2 separate regions of the Mus musculus genome follow, and region 2 is linked to region 1. The links are chromatin loops, found by intact Hi-C in ENCODE. Cell type or tissue: left cerebral cortex. All regions are shown on one strand. Links, peaks and the distances in the headings refer to the core of each region. The heading gives the core; the rest is flanking DNA.

The links. Peaks named below come from ENCODE experiments on the same cell type or tissue, not always from the same donor. Only the 100,000 strongest peaks of a DNase experiment are listed, where the experiment ranks them.
Region 2: a loop joins it to region 1, with 2.5 times the contacts of the local background. A loop is called at or near these places in 2 of 42 quality-filtered maps.

What each region holds. Positions count from the first base shown.
Region 1 is chr14:93,603,366-93,614,335 of GRCm38, forward strand. All of the region lies in intron 2 of Pcdh9 (protocadherin 9), which reads right to left. Among named protein-coding and RNA genes, the nearest start is that of Pcdh9, 280 kb to the right of the region's middle. In left cerebral cortex, for the core only: no CTCF peak of the experiment used is centred there; a DNase peak (open chromatin) is centred at 4,396; H3K27ac peaks cover 992 bases.
Region 2 is chr14:93,711,566-93,722,535 of GRCm38, forward strand. The region is part of intron 2 of Pcdh9 (protocadherin 9); the gene reads right to left. Among named protein-coding and RNA genes, the nearest start is that of Pcdh9, 170 kb to the right of the region's middle. In left cerebral cortex, for the core only: CTCF peaks have their summits at 2,096 and 4,235; DNase peaks (open chromatin) are centred at 2,231, 4,194, 5,598, 7,844 and 1 more place; H3K4me3 peaks cover 198 bases; H3K27ac peaks cover 6,184 bases.

The DNA.
Region 1 (10,970 bases), core at 1,265-9,264:
TCATATATGTTCTTTAAGAATAGGTGTTTCTTGCTTAGTCATCCTAAAGGGCACGAGCTATATCCTATTCAACTTCTCTTAGTATGCACAGTCGGTAAACAACAGTGATAGGTCACTAGTTATATATATATATATTTATAGTAAACAAGTTAAAACCCAAATAAGCATGTAAAAGCATCCAGATGTGCATACGCACACTGCAGGCAACAACTGCACAAAACTCTAAACAACTTTCATGCATATCTGAGGATGTATTTTTTACATTTAACTAGAAGTTCTAACATAAAAATAATATGCTAAAATATTGTATTTGTTTTTAATGCATCCTCCTGAGTTAGTAATTAGTAGAAACTGATCCTGTATCCGCAGTTCCTATAAGATCTGAATGCCACACACACTCAGAAAATACTTGGCGAATGGTTAATAAATAACCACAAATTATTTTTATCATAAATTATTATATTTTATGTTCTATACATATTCTAATATTCTCCAGTACTTATACATATGGCCACAATACCGTACAAATTATTTTTAATTCTGTCAATAGGTCCCTTTTTACATTTTTCCATTTTGTCAGTATAACATATTTTCCATATACCCTGTGTCTATTAATAAATACAGATAAAGTTCAGGTGAGTCTTTATCGACTGCTTCCACTTCCTGCAACAACAAAATCTATTGTACACTCTGCATTTGAAATAGCATTCTTCACAGTAATTGTTTCTAGTATACAATATATATATACACACACATACCCCTTTGGTTTCAAATTCTACTGGGTGAACTTACATTAAATAGAAGGCAAGGGCATTGAATTATATATATGGCTAAGAAAAACACTCTATCTATCTCCTGTAGAGATATGAGGAGATAATATTCATTTTTACTTCACCTTTTTCCTTTACTTTCTACCTCGAGTGTAATATTTTGACTTTCAGTAAAACAGCTAACATCTGAGATTCATGATACTCTTGGTGCCTCAAACTACAGAACAAATCTTGTCCAGAAGACAACATGAAGTAAATGCATCTTTAATTATCATGGTGAACATACTTGAATATGTCATGGTTGCAAAGTTATGTGTACCATTAATTAGAAGCTATCAAAAATTAACTTATATGTAGTACTTACGAAATTTAGCTCATAGTATTTTTATAACTCTATTTTGTTGTTAGACACAGCTTACAGAATGGCTTTTAACTCCTTCATTTTAAAAGTTTTATGCTGACTAAAGTACCTTAAAATTCCATTTGTACTTTGGCAATCACATCATATTATTGACTAATATTGAGACTTCCCGCAAGTAAAATCCCAACATCTTTCTGACATGTGCTGATAAGCCTCAAAATCCTCCAGCTATACTTGTATGGGCAGCTGTTATAAACTCTATTTTTAACTTAACTTTGTCCAGTTTATGAGATAAACTTCTAAGAGAATATTATGAATCCAAGTTTAATATCGGCAATTGCAATGCCTATTATGGAACTCTGACCTTACTGGAATTTTCAGTGCATAAAGTAAGTGAAGATATATTAATGGTATATCACAAAATATGAAAATCTTACCCACCAAAATAGAAAAACATTTCCAAATTCTAAACACCTCAGGAGAATTACTAGAAGAAATACTGATTTTCTAGTTCCCCACTCAACACATAACAATGAAATATTTTGTTAAAATGTAAACTTGGGTGATGTGATTTAGGAAATGTGATCTGGAAAAACAAGAGAGTTTGCTTTTCTCTGTTCATATGAAAACACAAGAAGATTATATTTGTCTGCAACTACAAAGAAAGCTATAAGCGGAACATGTGGTGCTGATGGCTTGATCTTATAAAACTAGGTTCCCAAGATTTGACAAAAGAAATGAGTTTATTTAAGTAATTTAAATTGTCATTGGCATAACATCTGTGATGGTGTGAAATAGCCACATCCACCTCAAAAAAGCCCATGAATTTGATGTAGAGGAACTTTAATCCAGTAATATGACTGGTCTGCCAAATGATCACATCTAAAGATATGACCCTGCCAGAATGTGGGGACACCCAGAATTACTGTATGGCCTAGGCGAGATACAGACACACATTTAATATACACACCTTTAATACCTAACAATGATGGTAAAGTTAGTTTGTTGAAGGAAGCAGCCATATTTGAAAGTGACTTCTAGTTGAGTGTCAGGCAAAGTGATGAGACAGAGAAAGATTCGGCAGCATGAATCTGATATAGGATATGCCCAACTCCCAGGAGAACAGCTCAGAAAAAGGAAAAAAGTAGAGAGACTACTTAAAATAGGAGAGAGAGAGAGAGAGAGAGAGAGAGAGAGAGAGAGAGAGAGAGAGAGAGAGAGAGAGAGTTAGTTCAGTGGATGCAGTAGGGGTTGAAGTCAAGTTCAGTTGAATTCAGGCAATGGATAGAATTCAGTTGAGTTCAATTCACAGCAGTAAGGTTTGAGCAGAGCAGTTAAGTCAGAAGCCAAGAGGAGCCAGTTTGAACCATTCAAGAGAAGGAGAAGGTTTTTGAGCCAGAACAGATAAATTGAATCAGCCAGCCAGAGTTCAGAAAGAACTAGAACAGGTGAGATTATTCAGTATTCTGCCTACAACAATTACATCTGGCAAGTGCAAGACCCTTTTACAATTTGATCATTTGTTCCCAGTTGCTAGAGCTGCTTGGAAGGTTATGGAATACTTGGCAGTTAGAGCTTTCTTGTAGGTTGTAGGACACTGGGCATGGGCTTTGGGTATTTATAGAGTTCTTTAACTCTTCTTTCTTTCTGTACTTCCTGTGTGAGGCAAACGGTGATTTCTCTCCTTTCTACTCTTACTGTTATGTTATAACATGCCTTCCCAGCCATTCTAGCTGTAGCCTTTGGAAATGAACACTAAAGTAAACCCTTTCTTCCATATGGCTCTTTCATTCTGACACAGTAAAAAAAAAAAAGTATCCAACATACCATTTCTCTCTAATAATAAGAAGGAAATTCAAGGTCACTTGTTGGCTAACATAAAATGTATCAATAAGCTTTTAGTGATGAATTAAGACAATATTTGTAATTTAGAGGAAATTTACAATAGAGTACTCCCGATCCTCAGAAAATTATATTGAATATTTAACACTTTATCATTCTGTTTGGAAAGTCATCAGCCAATTTTATTCTCTCTCTCTCTTTCAAAAGTCCACAGCCACATTAAAGTAAAAATCAAAACAAACAAACAAAAGGGCAAAAATCCCAAAACAAAACAATACAATAAGTTCCTCCAATTACATGGAGTCAGTTTTGGGTTGACCAGCCAGTCCTGGGCATGGGATCTTCTCAGGAGTATAGTTAATATACCCAGTGACAGTCCATTAGAGAAAACTTATTTTCCCTAGGAAAAAGTGTAACAGTACAATCAGTCAAGTCATCATTAAAAACAGAAATTATAATATTTCCTTGCCTTTCTTTGGTGCCCAAAATCTTATGAGCATTTCGTTCCAGATGGGTTCTACTTTATAACCAAGAAGAGTAATAATTTTAGTTGAAGGTTGAGGAGGTATCTAAACACACATTTCTGAGTGCCCTCTCTAGTCTAAAGTCATACAAATTATGTCCATTTACATTCTGTATGGATGTCCTGTCTTATTTCAGTTAAGCACAAACGAAGTTTCTTACATATCTTTGAACTTTCCACCTGAAGACTTTCAAATTGCATAAAACCATATTTAATAATTTGTTGTGGTTTTTTACTTTCTACTTCTGCTTTTGCAGTGCTTATGAATGTAGGAGAGGTAGTAACATTATCTATCCATCTTTATTGGTAAAAGAAATGAAAACTAATGATAAAGCAAATATTCCAGAGACTGTTGAATTCAATGGTTTAGAAATGTAGAATTACAAAGCAGCTAGGATACAAAATAGCAGTCCATGACTAATTTCAAAATAGTAAGATTTGTGGAAGAATTGCTCCAAATGACAAAATACAGTCAGGAGCATTGTTGCAGAATTAACTGTTCACTTTTCATGATGTTTTAAAATATTTGAAGCGCGAGACAAACTATAAAAATACATGAAGAGCCAGTAAATTGATTTTGATGGCTTTCAGTTTTAGAAACAAATTTTGTGCAGTGAGTTGTCAATATTTAAGGACTCATTTGTACTCTCACAACATCACTACAAACATAAATCTCATTCATTTTCCCCCTTACAAGTACAACCAGGACAGACCATTCATTGATGTAATATTTTTTTTTTTTTTTAGATTTTGTTCCTTTATTTTTTCCATAAAATGTTCCAGATCTTCTGAGAGAATTTCTATATTAGGCACACAGCTTTACTGCTGTTTTTAACTAAAGTTAAACACAAATAGGATCTCTCCCTTTTTCCATTGAAGTGTCATTCAGCAACATACCCACGCTCGCGAGTAGGTGGCTCTCTCTGCAAAGACTCATCATGTGGTGTTTTATACCTAGTGTTTTTTTTTTTTTCTGGAATGAACCTATTCAATTTCTCATCTTATTTATCTGACTGTAGTTTTCTTTGAAAATTAGCCTCCAGATTCACATATATGCCCATGCAAAGACATTTATACAACTGTGGGAAGGTCCTTACAATTTCACGCTTGCTATATAATGTATCAACACACAATACTATACACACAAAATGTATCCAGGTTAATATACCTTTAAGTGAAATATGTACAATCTAAAATGTCCAGAAAAGTGATGTTATCCACAAGTTTTGCTTTTATAAAAATCTTGATTAAAACACCTAATTAAATATAGAATATGGTACAAAAAATAAGAAAGTCAAGTAGAAATTTCAGAATTTTTGAAGAATACTCAAAGATATGGCATAAGAGAGATGCTACATAGAAGTTAAGATAAAAACAAGAGTTCAGTATTAGAACTCTCTATAAGTATTGCTGATTACAAATGACTAATATTGAAGACACATGACTCATCACAAACTACCCATAATAAAAATATCAGTTAATTCAGAAAAGATATACTTTTGACCTAGTAAATTGAAATAACAAGAGGGTCCTCTGCCCCTCTTAAATCTGTGACCTGCGATCGATCAAATACAAATCAATACTATTCTGACCTGGATCTCTGTGTCCAATGTTTTCAGTGGTTTTGAATTAACATAACTCATTACAATTTGTATCTTCTCCTTCATCACTCAATTCTCTGACCTAGTTTGTGTCTGAAAATGAAACATATAAGTATATAGTGCCTCAAAATACAGAATAACTCAGAAGATCTTGATTTAAGATCTTATAAAGACTTACAGTTTGCTGACTGAAGAAAATGAGTTTACAAAGTTTTAAAAGTAAACCTAAGAAGTTTCAATTTGAACAAATATGAAACAGCTTAAAAGACTTTAATGTATAATGGGGAAATAGTGTTTTGTCAATAATAGGGTTGTGTCTAAAAAAAAGGATCATCTTAAAGTGAAAACAAAAAGAAAATAAAATCAAGACACATAGTTCCAATTAGTCATTGGTTAAAATATTAGACATGAGTCCCTATTCTGCTGTTTTGATCAATGATCATAAGATGGCAGAGATGGCCAGCAGATATTGTTATGCTAAACCTTAAAAATAAATATGACGCTCCATATTCAGGTGGATATCTCTGGCAGAAGACTCCTGCTTTATCAGATTCCAAGTCACTTCTAGGAAGACCAGTAAGACACTACCTCTGCCCATTAACACTACTTAATTCATTCCAGCTATCCCCAATAACATCCCTTCCTCATGGTTACATACCTTGGCCTACAACTCCAGCAGAAGACAACTGTTCTGAAATAGGTCAAGCCAGTTCTAGGAACCTAAGATACTATGCTGGTACCTAGAGCCTAGAGGTTACACCAGTATACAGAACCTCAGACATCATACTAATTCTCAGAATCACAGAACCCCAGAAGTACCACAGGCACCCCATATACCAGAGGTCAAACAGACCTCCAAAACCGCAATGAAGATACTCTACTGGTTACCAGACTCTTTGGTTACCAGAACCAGAGTCTACACAGGCCTAAGAACATGACAGGAGACAGAAATCAAGAGGGGAAAACATCCAAAGAATATCCATCAAGCAAACTAACTCAGAAATCAGCACTTAAACTTATAATCATAAACCCAGATGAGTACAGACCAGCATAAGAACACAATCAACAACATCCAGGGCAATATTGTACCACAAGAGCCTGGCATCATACTACAGCAAGTCATGGATATTCAAACACAAATGACATTTTCTAAAAAGTCGTTAAATCCAATATTATGAAAATGGCAGAGGCCCTTGAACAAAAAATGAATAAATCCCTTAAGAAATTCAGAAAAACACAAACAGGTAAAGAAAATGATGAAAACTGTTCAACAACTGAAAATGGAAATAAAAATAATAAAGAAAGCATGAACCAGTGGAATCCCGGTGATAGAAAATCTAGGTTAGCTTATAGTAATTTCAGACACAGGCATCACCATCAGGAAGTGGAAAAGAAAATATGAGGAGTAGAAGTTATGACAGGAGACACTGATATATTGATCAAAGGAAATGTTAAATTCAGCATGTTTCAGAAACAAAACAGCCAGGAAATCTCAAACACTCTGAAAAAAATCAAACCTGAGAACAATAGGAATAGAAGAAGAAGATTCTCAATTCAAAAACCAATAAAATATTTTCATAAAAATCATAAAAGAAAAAATTTCTATTCAAAAGAAAGACATGCTTATAGAGGTAAAAGAAGCTTACAGAACACCAAATAATATGAACCAGAAAGGAAAAGTCACCATACCACATAAAAATCATATAATAATCATTATGTTAAAAGTAGAGAACAAAGAAATAAAGTTAGAAGCTGAAAGGGAAAAAGTTTGAGTATCAAATGAAAGCAGAGAAACACAGATGTGCATGCCCAACACACACACACACACCAACAACAACAATATATCAAGAATTATTAAGCATTGCTCATAAATATCTCTCATTATCAACCTACACAATTCCCCAATAAACAAGCAAAGGCTATAAGAATGGATTTTAAAAAAATGAATCATCTTTCCACTACATAAAAAGTACCTCAACATTAAAAATAAAAATTACTTGTAGAATAATTCAAAAAAGATTTTCTAAGTAAATTACCCAAGAAGCAAGCTGATGTAGCCATTCAAATATCTAACAAAGTAGATTTCCAACCAAAATTAGTCACGAGAGATGGAGAACACTTCAGACTCATCAAAGGAAAAGGTGACCCCTGTTTGAAAAGGAAACATCACTCACGCTTAAGTCACACATCAAAACCTCCACAATAATAGTGGGATTTCACCAATGATGTTCTCATTGACATAGAAACTAAACAAATAAATAATGGAATTACAGACAACATGACTTAAATGAACATAACAGACATATAAAAACAATCACACAAACACAAAATGATATACCTTCTTCTCAGCATCTCACAGAACATTCTCCAATATTGACCACATTTTCAGTTAAAGCAATTCTCAACAGATACAAGAAAATTGAAATAGTCTCCTCTATCTTGTCAGACAACTACTAATTAAAGCTGGATTTGCACAACAGAGACAGCGTAAGGCAGTTTTTCATGGAAACGGAAAAACTCTCTACTGAATTTCAGAACACTGTACTCCACAAATTGGAAAATGTAAAAGAAAAATGGATTAATCTCTTGATAAATAATACTTAACAAAGTTAAACCAATATCAGATAACCAAGATAAATAGACCTACAACACTTAAGGAAATGGAAGCAGTCAATGAGTCTCCCAAACAAAAAACCTAAGGCTAGAAGGTTTTATCGCAGAATTCCTACAAGATGTTTAAAGAATATTCCTGAAATTATTCCACAAAATAAACATAAAGAACATTGACAATTTCATTTACAAGGCCACACTCAAGTGGATGTTGGCAAATCATGCTGAAGAAGTGGAGGAAGGATCCATGATCAGGACCAAGAGGTGTCCAGGACACCACCACATGAAAACCCACAGAACACACTAAAATGAGCTCACAGGGACTCAAAGACACTGACTTGACAACCAAGGAGCCTATGTGAGACTGGCCTAGGTCATCTACATATATGTTAGTTGAGTAGCTTAGAGTTGTAGGACTCTGTTGAAGGACTTCTGGGTTCTTTCCAGCTTCTGGATATTATAAATAAGGCTGTTATGAACATAGTGGAACATGTGTCCTTATTACATGTTGGAGCATCTTTTGGGTATATGCCAAGGAGTGGTATAGCTGGGTCCTCAGGTACTACTATGTCCAATTTTCTGAGGAACCACCATACTCATTTCCAGAGTGGTTGTACCAGCTTGCAATTCGACCAGCAATGGAGGAGTGTTCCTCTTTCTCCACATCCTTCCCAGCATCTGCTGTCACCTGAGGTTTTGATCTTAGCCATTCTGACTTATGTAAGGTGGAATCTCAGGGTTGTTTTGATTTGCATTTCCCTGATGACTAAGGATGTTGAACAGTAATTTAGTTGCTTCTCAGCCATTCGGTATTCCTCAATTGAGAATTATTTCTTCAGCTATGTACCCCATTTGTAATAGGGTTATTTGGTTCTCTGGAGCCTAACTTTTTGAGTTCTTTGTATATATTGTGTATTAGGCCTCTATAAGATGTAGGAATGGATACAGAAAATGTGGTACATTTACATAATGGAGTCCTACTCAGCTATTAAAAACAATGATTTCATAAAGTTCTTAGGCAAATGGACAGAACTAGAAAACATCATCCTGAGTGAGGTAACCCAATCACAAAAGAACACACATTATACACACTCATTGATAATTGGATATTAGCCCAGAAATTCCAAATACTCAGGATACAATACACAGACCACATGAAGCTCAATACCACATGAAGGAAGACCACAGTGTGGATACTTCGGTCCTTCTTAGAAGTAGTTTCAAAATACCCATGGGAGGAGATATAGAGACAAAGAAATTGAAGAAAAGGTCATCTAGCGACTGTCCCACCTATGGGTCCATTCCCGTATACAATTCCCAAACCCAGACACTATTGTGGATGCTAACAAGTGTGTGGTGACAGGAGCCTAATATAGTTATCACCTGAGAGGCTATGACAGTGTCTGGCACAGAAGTGGATGCTCATAGCATCCATTGGACTGAGCACAGGGTCCGAATCCAGGAGCTAGAGAAAGGACCCAAGGAGCTGATGGAGTTTGCAACATCATAGGAGGAAAAACAATATGAACTAACCAGTACCTCCAGAGCTCCCAGGGACTAAACCACCAACCAAAGAGTACACATTGTGGGACTCAAGGCTCTAGCCACAAATGTACCAGAGGATGGCCTTGTACAACATCAATGAGATGAGAGGCCCTTGGTCTTGTGAAGGCTCTATGACACAGTGTAGGGGAATGCCAGCATAGGGAAGCAGGAGTGGGTTGGTTAGTGGGCAAGGGGAAAGGGTATGGGATAGGGGGGTTCAAAGGGCAAATGAGAAAAGGGGATAAAGTCTGGGATCTTATACCTCTAACTCCTCTGCCTTTATTAAAGAATATCTTTTCAAAAAAAAAATTCAAAGCCAGCAGGGCACATGATGAGACTTTGTCTCAAAACTACAAACCAAACTGAATAAATGATGTATTTAGGTTGTTTTTTTTTTTAATTGTAGGAATCCCAGCAGTGGAAACAGTGTATATCTCAGACTCTGTTTCTACTTTTCGGTACCATTCTTCATACTCATATGAGGGTAGGTAGTCACTGTCAACTAACTGCAACTTGATATGCCATGTTTATTTGATATTCACGAGAGGTTTGCCTTTTTCTGATCGAGAAACTGTAGAGGAGTGGATTCAGGTGCAGGTTTTAGGTGTGAGGGGGTTCTAGAAGAAAAGGTTGGGGAAACTGCACTTGGGATGCAAAATAATAATAATAAATAATAAGTGAATGTTATGAGTCAGCTGCTTTATCTTTTACATACTGTGCTTCATAAATACCTGGATGCTTTGTTGCTTCCTATACTTGTAGTTGTCTTCAAAGTGTTGGGTCTGGATATTCAGTCCTGGATATTCTTTATCCTCTTTATGGTTGTCACTTCCAGGTCTCTGACCAGGAGGACCCATGCAGATTAGAGGCTCAAATATGTTTAGACTCACTGGCTCACTCTGCTTCCTGTGTCCCAATGTAGCACTCTTCTTAATTCCATATGGACAGCGGTTTGGCAATACTTTGCAAGATGTTTATGCTTTGGATATCAAGACAATCATGACTGAGATTGAAATTCTAGACAACCATTTTAAATCTGATAATTGGGTGGGGGATCTATACAGATAGTAATAGAGCTCATAAGAGTAATATTTGGCAGCATATTACTCCTATTAGCCTTGTGCAGTTGGCAGTTTCTATACCCTCACATCTTCTAACCACAAGCCACAGTCTCCTCATCTTCTCTGTTGTACATGGTTTCTTTTTATGGTTGTCTAGAGTCAAAACACTTCTTTCCAGTTGCCTTCCTTACTGATGAAGTTATATCTATTTCTTACATTGAACTACTTTACCGTTCCCTAAACCCTCACTGTGATTATCCTCTCGTTTATGCTGCCCGTTAAACCAATGTTGTGTTATCCCTGTTGTCACACTTAGTCTAAGTTCTGAGAATTGGGACACTACAGGTGTCAGCTGAGGTGGCATTGCAGCTTGTGAAAATCATGGTGAAATGATCTGCAGGCTGCACCTTTAGCTTCTGGAGAATGTAAATAATTGATTCTGCAGTGGCCATCATATACCGAGGGCTTTCTAGGGTTCTTGCATTGCCTGTGAATACAACCATGTGTATATTATTTTGATTGTCTTCAAACAATGAACAGTCTGTGTTGACTTACCACAGATTATTCGTTATATGTTATACTCTTACTGAAAAATGGTAAGAATTTTTTTCTCTTTTTTTATTAGGTATTTTCCTCGTTTACATTTCCAATGCTATC
Region 2 (10,970 bases), core at 1,191-9,190, 110 kb after region 1:
GAATAAACAACCATCAAAGGTAGCAATAAAACCTAACTGCTAATAGATCATTTTCCTACTGTCTAACAATTATATTGATAGGATGTATTCCTTTCCAATATATGTGTGCACCACCTGGTTGCTTGGGAACCTAAAGAAAGACATGAGCTATGATATATCTTTTATAGAAACTGCTCGCATGGAATCATGTGGGAGGATCTGTCTTAGGCTATCCATGCCCTTTGAGTGACTCTAGTGTGAAAATCATCTTTCCTCTACATCCAACCTTTTGGCATTCTGATGTGACATTATCATCTACAAAGGTCACAGTCAAGAAAAAATATAAACATGTTCCAAATTATCACTCTTTCTCTCTCTGCTTCTCTCTCTGCTTCTCACTCTTTCTCTTCTTGTGATGTTTTATGTAAGTTTGTGCATTTGTATTTGACTTCCAAATTCGTAACTATTCTTTAATGGACGTGCTTATGGATTGCAGCTTAGACAAACCTAGCAGTATTCAGATTTCTTGGTTCCCATTTGAATGGCTACTCAATACACTCACATTATCCACTGAGATTAAGCCCTGGAACTGCATAGTAAGCACCACCTGCTGAAGGGCATGTACCACTCTTACCCTCCAGGAACCCCACCCAAGTAAGAAGCAAAGAGTCTCCAATCGCTCATGCTGTGTATTTCTAATTATAGCCTTAACCAGAATGACATCTGCAATAAAAAGAGTGGCATTTTCTCTTTGATTTCTCATATATAAATAAATCACACAACACTTTAAAGGTTAAGTTATGCAAAATATATGGTTATGTACAAAGGACTCTCCCTCCTTCTGTTCTCTGGAAATTGACATCCAGGAGATCTCTATGAGTGTTCTATTTCTACCTCAACCCTGCTGCCTATCAATTCCCATTCAAAATTTCACTGGGAGACATTCAGGATGCATTGTCAGAGATAACATCCCGGGGAGTGGGGGTGCATGCAAAGTTTTTCAGTAAAAGTAAATGTATTGGTTAGGATGCATGTTGTCATTCCAAGAAAAATGGAATCGAACAGCCCGACATGAGCTCTCAGGGTTTAAAATATGCCACTTACACCAAAAGCCAGGTCTCGTGACTTAAAAAAAAATAACCCATCTTGCATAGGGAAATGTAATGCTAATGCTAATGTTAAACTGGAAGGTTAATTTAAGGATCTACTTGGATTAATAATTTAAGACTACTTCCCTACAAGTCCTGAAAAACCTGTTAGCAGTTTCCATTCTACGTAAAGTATTTGCGGGGTTGGGAGCCATACTTTTCTTTCTTTCCTTCTTTCTTTCCTTCTTTCTTTCTTTCTTTCTTTCTTTCTTTCTTTCTTTCTTTCTTTCTTTCTTTCTTTCTTTCTTTTTCTCTCTCTCTCTTTCCTTCCTTCCTTCCTTCCTTCCTTCCTTCCTTCCTTCCTTCCTTCCTTCCTTCCTTCCTTCCTTCCTTCCTTCCTTTCTTTCTTTCTTTCTTTCTTTCTTTCTTTCTTTCTTTCTTTCTTTCTTTCTTTCTTTCTTTCTTTCTTTCTTTCTTTCTTTCTTTCTTTCTTTCTTTCTTTCTTTTTCTCTCTCTCTTTCCTTCCTTCCTTCCTTCCTTCCTTCCTTCTCTCTCTCTCTCTCTCTCTCTCTCTCTCTCTCTCTCTCTCTCTCTCTCTCTCTCTCTCTCTCTCAGTAATTGTTTCCCCCAAGAAGAGGAGGTTTGGGGTGTTTTGATAGAAACCCTGCCAAGCAACCTCTGTCACTGCGTGCATGCTTTATACCAAGGTCTTAACCTCAAAACTGCGGCTTAGGATGCATGAGAAATGAAAGTGAATGATCTTTAAGAGAGATCTCCATAACTCATTCATTTCAAAGAGATTCAGACATTTGTTCATCTGGTGGAGTCTAACAGCAGAGCTCCTCGTTCCAAACCTAGCAACAGAGTGTGGCGTGCAAACAGGGGCTTCGTGGCAGGCCTGGCTGTACATTTCTCCATCCGTAAATCCATCGATTTCTCGTGTGGTTAACAAACGCTGCATTTTGCAAGAAGGTACAGTAAATTTCAGATATAGGCCATAAGTGGCTGTGCAGAAAGCCCTTGCCCATATGCTCAGAGCCTGAAGTGACACTGTCAGGAAGGCAGGGGAGCAAGGCAGTGCTGCTGAGACGGATTAGCAGGCAGCCTGGCCCTTCTGTTTGTTTTTCGTGGAGTTGTGCAGTGAATCAGGGCATCAACTCCCACACAGATGTATATTCTCAGCCTTGGAGGAAAGAGGCCAAGAACAAAAATCAGACTGCACGGGAAAACAAAAATAACCATGGATGGGATAGAAGGATGGCTTGAGCATTTGTGAGCTGAATGGAGCTATGCTGGATGCAAGGCTTGCCACTCCAAAGCTATTTGGCTTGCACAGGAAGATCACGAAAGCCTACCTTTTCTCCATAGGTTTGTGTGAACCTTAGGAGTAGGACCTGCGCTTATTTATAGAGATTCCCCACTCAGTGACTCCCATAGTTTCTGCACACTGAAGTTATTCATATTCCCTTCTCTAGAGCTGAATTTTTCTGTAGGATCAGTTCTGTTATACTGACAGGCAAACAGAGGGACCCCTCATGGTTAGAGTTGTAAATAAAACTGCTGGAAGACTTTGCCATTTGGAAACACTTCAATATTTATTGTGCTGCCTTGTTCTTTGAGCCCTAGGAGGTCAAACTTGTAACCACCAGGGAATATTAAATTACTTGTTAAATGTATGTATTTTTGTAACCAGATATATCTGATAGTTTGAAATTAAAAATTGTCTATACTGAACTTCAACATTACTTAATCAGTATTTGTTTAAGGAAAGTTGTGTTCTAAAATATACTGCTCTTTGTGCTTAAGACATGAGAATGAATATTAAAAAATAATCTTAGTACAGATACCAGCACATTGTTATGGACAGAATATTATACCTGACATTAATACAATTGCAGACAATGTTTTATGGGTATAGATTGATAAACAAAGTGACTAAAAAGAGTAATGTTTAAATGAGAGAAAATGAAGAGACCAGCTTCTAAAATGTCTTTTTTTGCTTTCCATTGCTTTGCCAAACTACAGTGACCAAAAACAAATTGTGGAAACGGGATTTATTTTATCTCATAGTGTAATAGTTCATTACTGAGAAAAGACATGCTAGGGACTAGAGTATTCAAATGAAGTAAGGCCACTTAGGAACATGGGTTACTGGAAAGCTCCCAACGGCTTGCAGAGTAACACTGCCCACACTAGATTGGACACACTCACAGACAACAATAGCCAATAAATCAATCAAAACAAAATAAATGTCCCAAAGACATGCCTATAGGCCAATCTGATAGGGACATTCTTTCATGTGAGGTTCCAAGGTTCCCACTTCCCAGATATCCCTAGCTTTCATGAAATTAAAACAAAAACAAACAAAGAAAGAAACAAACAAAAAGAAAAACCCCCAAACCTACCACCAACAAAAAATTCTAAACAACACATGCATTATACCTCATATGGGAAAGCATTCTGGTTCCCCTGTTTAGAAAACAATAGAGCTATCTCAAGAAGCAAAATTAGTTGTCTCTTCACTTGTATAAGAGAAGGCCATGAGCTCAGGCGTCCCTTTTTCAATGATACCTTTATTTTAGGAATCATTGCCTGAGGTCATTATGAAAACTAGGCAGGAGCTAGGGCATCCACCTGCAATGCTGGTACTTAAGAGGCAGAGGCAGCATATTTCTTAGTCTATGTTACAAATTCCAAACCAACCAGGGCTACATAGTGAAATCCTTTTTCAGACATCAAGCAAACAACCACAAAAACATGCTTTTTTTAAAAAAAAAAAAAGGAGCCTAGTGTTCCCTGGTAGCTTATGGGATGCACTCGTCTATTCTTCAGGGTTAATTTTTCAAACAAAAATATTCACTGTCCCAGTCTAAGGAAAAACTTCCAATTTGAGAAATTCTAGTACAGTGGCAATTTAAGAAATTTAAATCTGAGCCTGTACAGAAATATATGTTCAGGAAAGAGAATACATAAACATAAATATATTCCCTACTATCTTCAGAAGAACAGCATGCAGCTAAAAATTCCACAGATAGACAGGACAAGCTCTCCGACAGTTAGTGTTTGTTCATCTTCTTGTCTTCAGAGAACAATGGCTTCAGAATGAACAATAGTGAATTCAGCGGGAGTCACAGAGAAGGAAAATGTTATCTAGTTGACCTTAAATGTTTGTCACAAGCTTTCCTGCATTTTCTCCTGAATCCCTGGCTGAAACGATGTGTAGTGCACAATACACTGTAAAATAATGAAAATCCTTGCAGGTAAAAAAGAAAACATTATTTTCTTCACTAGAGAATTGCTCTTTGTAGATGGATTTCACATCCTAATTTTTGTTTCAAGAGGTACCCCATGATCTGACAGTGTTTATCCTACAGTAATCCTTATATGAATCTAAGCAATTTGTTCTTCTTTCTGTTTAATCTCCCACAGTCTTTAGCAGTGGGGAGAGAAAAACAAAACAACAAAACAAAGCAAAAAAAAAAAAAAGAAAAAGAAAAAAGAAAAAAGAAAAAAAGACAGAAAGAAAGAAAAGAAAAGAAAGAAAAGAAAAACAATTTTACAAGAATCAAAGTTAATGACCCTATCCATACAATCCCCATCATGTTGGTACTTCAGACATTGGTATTGCTAAGAGTTAATCCCTTTCAGGTTGTTCTCTACTGTGTGTCTATACAACCCCCTGAAGATAATGCTACTGACAAGCTAATGGAAATTAAAAGAAACAAAGGCAGAGTGAAAAGAGATCAGTTTATAGTAAAGTTATCACAAGTTTACTCATCTATAAGCAGCAGGAAGTTACACACTGGAATTGCACAAAGTCGTTCTAAAATATGCTGTCGTTTGGCTCAAACTTAACGGAAGCTTAGGATGGTGTTTTAATGATCTGAACAGCGACTCTGTCTAGCATCAGATACAAACTAATGAAACTGGCAAGTTGTCTACTTTAAGCCAGCAAATTCTCTGCTCTAAAAATCATGTCTGTCTGACAAGCAGGAGGCTATGTCTCACAGCAGAGCCAGGGGCATTTACATACCTCAGATTTCCATATTTCATATTGTTTTTCTCCCCCAGATACAAAACAACAAGTATTGATTCAATATCACCCTGCTGACTCTTTTAATTGAAATCTTCAGCATATACAAACATGTCAAGAGTTAGTAATAAAAAGTACAACTAACAGCTCACAAGCCATAGCTATTGATCACTGGGGGATTAGAAAACCTATTCTTTTGCTTTGAGGTTTGAATTGTATTAATGACTATAAATGAAGATGCAGTATCAGAAGCAATCAGGCTGTGCCAACAAAATGTTGAGAGATTCCTTAAATATAATCTTACACCTCCTGCCCCATAATAAATTCAGCATGAGAACACCTAACATTGCAGAATTTGGGCTAATGTATTTATCAGAATATGTCAAAGAAAGACCTGGAAAGGGAATGTGTGTGTGGTTTAAGAGGTTTTGTCTCTTTAATTGTCATGTGTAGGAAATTTGGGTTCCACTTTGACAATGTGAGTAGAGGTGACTCAGCCAGTTGAAACTTCTGAGAAAGTCAGCACACTTTTGGCAATGCTTGGTTTGGAAGAGAATGGTGTGTAAGACTGCCACACCCGTGCTTCTTGGCTTCCTGTCTCCCTGTGGTCATGTTTGCCAGCCATCTGAAGCCATGGTGTAGAACAGCCACACCCCCACCATCTACAAAGTCAGCCATTCTTCCTTGAAAACACTGAACTCTACATGTTTTTTTTTATTGCTCATTATTGTTGATTTTTTTAAAGAAATGAATAATGAGATAAGAGAATGCCATTAGGATAATTTCTATAGCTACATCAATAAATATAGAAGTGTCAGAAATAAGTGTAACAAGGTTAGAAGAATTAGGAAGAGTAGACTAAAACAGGCCTAGAGTCTTAAGTAGAGCATAGCAGATGGTTCCTTTAAGGTCTTCAAACATGTGAGAATAAGGAAAGGTACCTCCAGGGAAAATGAGAGTCCTCTTGGAAAGGACTGGATTGATTTCTCTACACCGATACCAGGAAGTTCACCATGGCCAGTAATTCTTTGGGCCACTGAGCACTGACCACCCACAGGTAGAGTACATGAAGGCACCAAGACATACACATGTAATAAGATCCTCTAATGAAAGCATTATGAACTAGGTTAGTTTTGTCTGTAAAATCCCTCACCTCTGATATTTTGTTATAACCAGAAAATGTGAATCAGCAAGGCTAGTTTGAAGTTAGAGTTGATTCCCCATGCCTTTGGGGAAGGGGAGTCTGTGTGGTCTATAAGAAAAACTTGTGCTTTTTTTCCCATAAAGTTGTTGGGGGGAGGGGAAGTCATATTATAGAAAGGTCACCTAAAAATTCTTTAGCAAAACATTAAGTATTAAAAGAAAAGAAAGGAAGAAAGAGATGAAAAAAAAAAAGGAAAAACAAAGCTCAAGCAAATCTGGCTAGTTTTTATAAAATGGTAAACCAACGCTGTCTTTATATTTTGGCTTCTCTATCTTATTCCTCCCCCTCTCCCTCTCACTCTTCCTCTCCCTCTGCCTTTCCTCTCCTTCTTTTCCTCTCTCTTCCTTCTCTCTTTCTTGTTTTCTTTCCATATATATGAATATAATTATACATAATCTATCTATTAAGTTGTCATTCATTTTCAGTCAGTCACATATTTCAGTGATTACTGCAGAGATAAGACAACTCAACTAATGAGAATATTAAAGCTTTTATGTTGAGAAATATTCAGATAAAAGTACAATGTCTAATGTGTTATTCTATACATTCCAGGAATTTTGATACTCTTTTACATTATTACTACCTAATGTAATCACACTATTGTCCTCTGAAAGTATTTGTACACTTGGTAGTATTGTTTATGTATTATAGATGACAACAACCATCCTCAAACAATTTATGTAACAGGATTAAGGTTATGTAACCATGACAGATGGAACTAAGCCACCAACTCTTCTACTTTTGACTTAGACTTTAATTTCTAAAAATTATTATGTGGTTCTTTTATATGCTAAAACAATGTCTAACATGCATGCAGAAGTTAAATTGCAAGAAAGAGTATACTATATATAGCCTGGTGGCCCAGTAGGAAGGGTCAATGGTGACATCTGAATAAATGACATGAAGGTGAGAGCACCAGTTAGCCTTTTAAAACAGGGTTAAAGAAAGTCAGGAGAAGGTGATGTCAGGCAGGGGAAATACATGCCCTCAGGCTAAGAGAAAAATGGGAGGTTAATGGGCTGGAAGAACTTAGAAAGGAAGGTCTAAGGTCTGCCAGGGTCAACTCTTAAATCACCTTCTAAGCCCAGTTAAGCTTTAGGGAGGTTATTTGAAGGATAAATGAAAAGTTATGGAAAGTCTTTCCCCCCCCCTGAAGGATCATATTTGCATTACAAGAGATCACTGTAGCGGCAACCACAACCACAACAACATCAAAAATCATAGGTTCAAAGATCATACAAGTTCAATTAGAATGGAACCACTGCAATTTATGTAGGAAACCATTAAAAAATGTGTGTGTGTGTGTGTGTGTGTGTGTGTGTGTGTGTGTGTGTGTGTGTGTGTGTAGAAGAGATGGTGAGTTTATATTAATAGAAAAACCCTTTTGTGTAGGTAGAGGAAGGAGATCACAAGAAAATTCAATGGTTCTGGTTACAAGAGGCAGCTCTGCTTTCTTCTAAGACAAGTTCACAAGCAAACAGAAGATAGTCCCATTTTAAACAGGATGAATGGGATGTGCAGCAGATGCCCATATGGTACCATCCATATGGATACAACAATAAGCAGTTTTATAAGAGCCTGGAAAGGCATAGAGAATGTAGCATAGAGATCTTGTCCCACAATCCAAAAAAGGGCAAGGATCCTATGTGATATTGACTTCCCTACATCAACAAAGCTTCTGGCAGCAGGAAAGCACTCGAGGAATAAAAACATAATAATAAGAAAATGAAATTTTAAAAATATTCTTAGGAATAGTTTACAAGTGAAAGAAAATGGGAACATTAATTTCCATCTTGGTTGCTCAGTTCATCTTTTAAAAAAAGGGAAAAAATTGTGACAGTGCTTCATCCATAAATGTGTGCCAAATAAGTGCCATGCAAATATCTCTGGCTTCTTTTTGCTTCATCTCACTGGAACCCCAGAATAAAAAGCAACATAAGGATAAGGAAGGCACAAACAGCACAGAGAAAGAGGGCAGAGAGAAGGTAGACAAAGCATGTTAGAACACAAGGAAGTAGATGGGGCACTCTAGGGCACAGAAGTTCAGTTAATTACATTTACAAAATACATTAGAACAGAGGCAAAAATTAAAATTCATGCATAAATCATCAGTATCTTGTAGAATTCCAAAGGATGGAGGGAGAGAAAGAGGGTTGAATGTAGAAGGGAAAATAAAGAAAGAGGTACAGAGAGACACAGACAGAGGCAGAGGCCAACATACCCACAAACATACAGAGAGAAAGAGAGAGAGAGAGATTGAGAGAGAGAGAAAGAGATTGAGAGAGAGAGAAAGAGATTGAGAGAGAGAGAGAGAGAGAGAGAGAGAGAGAGAGAGAGAGAGAGAGAGAGAGACTGCAAAGGGACAAAACAGTTCAAGATTTCTACTCTTCAGGCTATTGCAAAATGGTGACTTCTTACTGATTTGAATTCCATTCTTTTTCATGGACCAAAGTGAACAAAATAATACAAAAACTCATTTTTGGGTCACTGGCATCATGAAGTATGTAATTATGATTTGCCTTTTCAATGAACTTGTTATTTCTTCAGATAACTCTGTGACATGGATGACATAATTTAAGTTTATTATTTCAATATTTATCGAGATCCATATTCAAAACAAGCTTCCTGATTACCGGAATAGCAACTACAACAACACAAAACACGTAATCAACACACACTCTGTGCCATGTATTATTTTAAACAATGTGTAATTATTAATTATTCAGCCCTTAAAATATGAGCTAGTTATTGTTAACACACCTTTTTCACTACAAAAGAGAAAAATCCTGTATTCCCAGAAGTGTAAAATTATATGATACTTAGAAACATTTGTCAATAGACATTCAGTAAAACTAGTGAATTTCACTATATAATTTCTTATGCACAAAAACCCAACAGAAAAATTTAAACCAATTTTAGTGGACATACTAATAAATTAAAGATTTAAGATAAAGCAGGAAGATGAATAAAAAATTTAAACAAAAATTCTGATCATCTGTGATTATAATTTTGACTTCCACCACAGGATTTAGAATCATGCAGGAGAAAAACATCTAGGTGTACTTGGGAGGTGGATTCCAATGTCCCGAAATGTAAAGACCAAACTTTATTGTGGGAAGCATCATTTTATGGGGTCTCATTCTGAACTGACTAAGAACCCTAGTGTCCTGTGTGTCTGCTTGCTCACTGTAGATAATGTGACTAGCTGTATCACACACCTGTTGCATACTCTTCCCCATCATGATGTACTGTGACAAAATGTGGGCAGAAATAAGTTCCCCCTCCCTTAGTTGCATATGTCGGCCATGTTATCCCTGCAATAAGGAAAGTAAATGATGTGCTGTCCATCTGAAAAGAATTGTTAAAGTCACATCAAAATATCAGTAATAATTTACATTAGCTGGCTACAGTATGGGTTTGGAATTCTGTGTACTTAAGGTGACTAAGGCAGAAAAATCACAAATTTAAGAGCTAAGAAGTAACTTTGTTTGAGATTTGAGACTAAGTCAAAGTCAGAGAGAGAGAGAGAGAGAGAGAGAGAGTTGGGCCAGAGAGGGAAGGAGAAAGGGAAAAATAAACGACCATATCCTTATCTTGGGAATGGAATACCGGAATAATTTTCTAAAACATACAAATAAACAATCAAACAAAAAGCTACATGAAGTAGAAACACTCATATGTTTTTAATTTGAAAATAAAGATGAAAACACACACACACACACACACACACAGAGAGAGAGAGAGAGAGAGAGAGAGAGAGAGAGAAGGAGAGAGAGAGAGAGAGAGAGAGAGAGAGAGAGAGAGAGAGAGAGAGAGAGAGAGAGAGAGAGAGAGAGAGAGAGAAATAAGGAACAAAGGTATTTGCTTTTTACTTGAATCTTCTGAGCGCCTGGATACAGCATCTCAAAAATACTTGACTCATTGCACTGATTCTCCATGTCCCGTTTTTGTCTGAAAATAATTTATTTAAAAGCCCTGGAAATATAGCTAACAGCCACAGATCAGGACAAATTAGTGCTCATGAAGTTTCAGAGTAGTTCCAGCTCTCCTGCTCTAATGCACACATAATGGATACACATTTTTACAGGGAGTCTGCTACCATTCTATATCTCAGAAGAAAAAAAGATATAAAGCATTGTGTAGAATTTTGCTAAGAAACTAGTTATCATCAAAGGTTAAAAGTAGAAGTTCTAGGACTAGATACACCCCGAGGAAAGCCATATTCTTTATTTCGGTTGCTGATATCTCTGCGTCTGTGATCTCATATGTACCCCCCCCATCCTCTGCTCAGCTGATGCTAAGGAATGCATAGTGCTGAAGTCTAATTGGGTCACACATGTCTGCTCATGATTCCGTAGACACCCATACCTCTGCTTCCAGAGAGCACACGGGAACTATAATATCTAAAATTTATCTAAGGACAAAATTCTTACTAAAAGTATTATCCAGGTCCATTTAGGAAGTTAGGTTCCTTTTATTGTGTTCTACATCACTGTTACATTGGACAATTCCCTGCTTGACTTTGAACATGAACTACCTATCCTCTGAAGGGCTATCTTGGTGGTACAGGGAGGTTGACAAGCCAGGACTCAGTAGGAACTCTGAGTTCTTTACCAGTGTGCTTTCAAGAGCATCCTGGGACTTTGGTCTCTTTTTGGAAAGCTTG